2 separate regions of the Homo sapiens genome follow, and region 1 is linked to region 2. Evidence: chromatin loops called from intact Hi-C (ENCODE). Cell type or tissue: IMR-90. All regions are shown on one strand.

The links. Hi-C counts contacts between places; a loop is a spot of excess contacts. Peaks named below come from ENCODE experiments on the same cell type or tissue, not always from the same donor. Only the 100,000 strongest peaks of a DNase experiment are listed, where the experiment ranks them.
Region 1: a loop joins it to region 2, with 2.2 times the contacts of the local background. A loop is called at or near these places in 3 of 110 quality-filtered maps.

Annotation. Positions count from the first base shown.
Region 1 is chr11:15,122,603-15,125,102 of GRCh38, reverse strand. The region is part of intron 1 of INSC (INSC spindle orientation adaptor protein); the gene reads right to left. Among named protein-coding and RNA genes, the nearest start is that of INSC, 8.9 kb to the right of the region's middle. In IMR-90, no CTCF peak of the experiment used is centred here; a DNase peak (open chromatin) is centred at 1,082.
Region 2 is chr11:15,193,885-15,196,384 of GRCh38, reverse strand. The region is part of intron 6 of INSC (INSC spindle orientation adaptor protein); the gene reads right to left. Among named protein-coding and RNA genes, the nearest start is that of INSC, 80 kb to the right of the region's middle. In IMR-90, no CTCF peak of the experiment used is centred here; a DNase peak (open chromatin) is centred at 1,174; H3K27ac peaks cover 616 bases.

The DNA of each region.
Region 1 (2,500 bases), 71 kb after region 2:
ACCACCTCCCACCCCTGGAGCTCCCTTATTATTCTCCGTATTTCTCCATGGTATTCACACTTTTTATGGTGTATAGTACCCTGTTTACAGTCCATCTTCCCAAACCAAATCCTCTAAGGGCATGAAATATGTGCTTTGCTCACCGTCACATCTCCAGGGCTGAGACTTAAACATGGCACCTACTAGGTAGGTGCTAAGTAGATAAATGAATGAATTCGTGAGGGAGGGAATGAGCAAATGAGTCTGTAACTTAGACCCTTGCAACCTTCAGGCATTTTTCCAAGATGCTGTTATCTAATGTGGCTGTCATTGTCCTATGCCTGCTCAATTCCAGCCCTGTCAGCCGCCAAAGCAGATGGACAGCACACATTCTAGGGAGCTCTTTGTAAATGACAAGCCTAAGAGAACTGAAAGAACAGCTTCTATGGGGATGGGGCCAGGATTAGTCTACTGCCTGGTTTCTAAATGCCACATTTTAAAATCCTACTCTCCCACCCTCCCCCAGCCTCTCTGCAAATTCCACAGGGCCAAAGTGCAATCATAGTCTAAAATGAAGAAGAAAACAAAAGCATCACCTTTTCCACCATAGGGCTCATGGGGAGCTGTGTTCCTATTTCCCCTTAAGGCCAGAGCCCCCTAACACCTCTGCAAAGCCCAGTCTATCTTATATCTACCTGAATAAGGAGCCTAATCTCTAATTTCTCATCACCAATGAAAGAGGGGAAGCCAGAAAAGCAGATAGTGAGCCAAGAGGAGTAATCAGTGTGGCCACTTCTGGTCTCCCATTCTTCCTGCTGACACCCTGCAATCATACCCAGCCCAGCCCTAGACCAGCACAGTGACATCTCCCCAACCCCTGACAGTCTCCTCACCTGGGATTCTGAGCTGTGAGGACCATAGAAAAGAGGGATACAGGAGTGGGGCTGAAGATAATGCATTAGCCTTGAGTCCTGCTATAAATCCAACATAAACTCTTGTTCACGGATGGATAGCTGGGTGACAGATGGGTGTGTGGGTGAATGAACAAGAGGAGATAGAAAGTTGAATGAGTGAGTGAGGAATGTAAGAGTAAGTGAGTCAGAGGGATGGAATGGGCTGTTCTGTCCTAGTGCTGATGACATCTTTGAAAGGATGGCTCACTGGACTTAGTAAGACCCACTTTCTGTATTCTCCTTTAAGCATATGTCTAGTGCAGTGTTAGAGGTAGGAAGGAGGTTGACAGCTCCTGACAAATGTGAATCATTTGTTCCAAGGAGTCTTCCATAGAATTGTAAAGATATTTTATACAAGTCCCCAAGGAGCCAAGTCAGGACCACCTGGGAACCCCTTCTATCTCCTGTATGGTCTACAAACCAGAGATAAGGATAGATAGAGAAGCCACAGCTCAGGGATGCCACTTGTGACTTAGCCATCTCCTCCAGGGACCTTCTTAGAATCATCCGGGAATTAGATGTACCTGTCACCAGCCTCCCAAAAGCTCCTTAGTGACATCTTAATTTGTACAGAAGATGGTAAGGTCTCTGAGGGACAGACATGGTTGGCAGGCACCCCAAATGCCAGGTGTCCCAAAATGAATGATCATTTTCCTCCTCAAATCTACTTCTCTTCTCATTTTTATTCCACTGAATGGTTCCATCATCTATCTGGTTACTCAGATGATAAATCTTCATTCATTCATTTGTTCAACATATATTTGTGGCATGTGTCAGTAACATGGTACCATGATACCTGCTAGGATAAAGTAACGAGCAAAACCAGACATGGTTCCAACACTCACAGAGCTCATCATCATATAGAGAAAGTAAGCATTAATGATTACATAAATAAATGTAAAATTGAAACTATGATAAAGGCTTGAAGGAGGCACATGTTTTAAAACTTTATAAAATGGGGTTGGACCTGGTCCTGAAGATTATGAAAGTGACAACTCAGCTGAGAACTGAGAGTAAAGCAGGAATTCGGTAGGTGGAGTCAGGAAGAACGAGCATTCTAAGCAGAGGAACAGCAAATACAAAGATTTATGGTGGGAGGGAGCCTAACAAGCCCTAGAGACTGAGACTCAGCTGAGGCCAGTGTGGCAGGGAGAGCCAGGGAGGGAGTGCTGGGTAGGGAGATGTAGGAGAGGGCAGCAGGGCCAGGCAAGCAAGACCTTGTAGGACTTATTAAGGAGTGTGGTCTTTATCTTAAGATCAATAGGAGGCAACTAATGTACTTTTAAGGAAGAAAATGATATGAACAGAGTTGTGTTTTGAAATGCGCTCTGGCTGCTGTGTGGAGAACAAATTGGAGGGGAGCCAGTGTGGATATAAGGGTACCAGGGGGCTCTTGTGGTACCCCAGAAATGTGAAGATGGTACCATGAACTAGGATGATGCTGGTGGAGATGGAAAGAAGTGAAAGATTTGAGAGATATTTACAAGCTAATATCAACAAGATATGGGGACGGATTGGATATGGGTTTTGAGGGAGAGAGGTGTTGAGGATGACTGCCAGGTCTGTCT
Region 2 (2,500 bases):
CAAGTGTCAACTGCTCAAGGTATTCAACCACTGTGAGTCCTGGCGTTCTAACCTGTAAAACAGGGTCACTGATATACTTCTCAGAGGGGTCATGTGGACAAGATACAACAGTGTGAAAGTCCCTGCACAGGGCCTGCACACATAGGAAGCCACCAATAAATAGTAATTATTATCGTTGTTGTTAATATTCAGTGAGACTCAAGTATTCTCCTGGCAGGCTCTGGAGGGTGTGGCCCATGTAAATAATCAAAGGATTATTTGAAATCTTTAAACAACTCCTGGTCATGGCTCTTGAGAGCCCAGGGGAGTGTTAGGGGCATGGGAGATCCCTGAGTAGCTGAGGAAGTGATGGAACAGCTGAGAAGCCTGTGGACAGAAATGTAGGAAGTGATGACTAAACGTGGCAAATAGTTCACCTTAGCCTTTTGTTTTAAAATGGAATAGGATGAAAGTAAAATTGCACCCTTACTTTTCCCATGAAAACACTGGGAAAGTCAGGCAGCATGGTAGATTTGGAAGGTGTCTTAAATATACAGCCCAGCATCCTCAGGCCACAAAGGAGGAGTTAATCCCCAGTGGTCTGGCCAACCTCCTCCAGTGAGCTAGTGGCAGAGCTGGGATGAGAGCTGCCCTCTTGTCCCAACCCAGGCCTTTCCCCCTGCTTTCTACCACTGGAAATGTTTGGGATTAATGTTTAACTGGAGTTAAGGCCTGGTCCTGACAGGAGACTAAATCTGCAGGAGGTCAAACATCATCTTGGCTTACAACCAAATGCATGTCTCCTCTCTGCTTTCCTGAATGTGAAGCACAAATGCAGGCAGGTGGTAGGAGCTGTCTATATCAAGCGGCACATGGAAACAGACCTTGAGTGCTCAGGTCCTGAAACAGAACACCCAGAGCTTCAGAGCTCTTGCCAAGCAAAGTTTCCTTCCCAGGAAATTTCTAAGGCCCATTCTTTACAAAACATAAAATATCTTCAGAACCCATGTGCCATTCAGAAGTCCTTATCCCACCCAGACCTCAGATCCACACAGAGAGCCCAAATCCAGCATGTGTTTGCAACTCATTTTGAAAGGGAAAAATGGTAATTGTTCCAAAAGAAGTTCAGCTACTTACTGTTTGGAATTAATCATTAAACAAATGTTAAGTCAGTTTCAGCTCAGAGGTTGGAGCTGTTGGCTGTTCCCCCACAGCACCAAGACAAAAATCTCCAGTCAGCCCTCTTGACCAAGTTAAATGTTTGAGTCACAGAATCCTTGGAGAAAACAGATCCAATGCTATCTCCTCCATCCCCTTTGCTCCAACACCACTACAAGCTCTTCAGGTTAAATACATTTAAATGACTCCCAAAAGAGAGTAGAGGTCCTCAACCCACGCAGCACAGTAGAATCACTTGGAAAGCTAAAATATTCATCCCAGGACCTACTCCAGACCAATTAAGTCAGAATCCTAAAAATTTTAAAGCTCCCTAGTAGTTCGATTGTGTATCCAGGATTGAGAACTCCTGAGTCACACTTTGGCTCAAGGACCTGAAGGGCCAAAGATTGAACCAGAAGTCACCACTGTGGGGTTTAGGACCATGAACTCTGAATTAAACTTAAAGAGGCTGGGGTTCAATTCTGTCTCAACTCCTTGTCAGCTGCATGATCCTGAATAAGCTCCTTAAACCATTTCCTCAACTGTTGATGGTAACAACATGGTACTTTCTTCATAGGATGGTTTTGTGAATTAAAAGAAAGGAATTATATAATGCATTAAAGACAGAACACAGCAACACTCAAATGTTAGCTATTGCTATTACATAAAATTCACTTCTCCACTCACAAGAGTTGACAAGCATTTACCGTGCTCTAATATTAAGATTGCTTTAAGGGCTTAGATGAGTGATTCTGAGAGTCTGGCCATGCTTCAGAACTACTTGTAGGGCTTGTTAAAATGAAGATTCTCAGGTCTTACCCAAAGACCCCATGGAATCTTGGGTAGGGCACAAGTATCTGGGTTTTCCACAAACTCTCTGAGGGACTGCGATACCGAGTGGGCACTGGGAACCACTGTTGCCAGGGCATCTTCCTGTGACTAGCATCTTAAGTCTACCGAAGGACATAACTTTGCTACCAATTAGATCCCTGGTTCTGTCTCCAATGGTGATGTCATATTTCAAGTGAAAAAGGAGACTAAAAACAAGAAACAAAAGACCTTACTGAGGTCCTAGGGCTATTAGTTGCCTATATTTGCTCTAAGTGTCTTGAATCCAAATTCAGGGGCAAATTAACCATGAAGCTAATTAATTACAACTCCCATTATAATTAATGAAAACCACCATCCTTTTTGATTTAGTCTTCCTTGAATGTAGTATTGGAGTGGCTACAGGCATTTTTCAGATCCAGCCATGAAGTTGAGTGTGAGAGACATGCTTCATTTTGGTTTGGTGGGATATGTTAATGTGGTTGGCATCAGTTTCTCATGTAGGTGAACTACTGCAGACCAACCTGGTACAGAA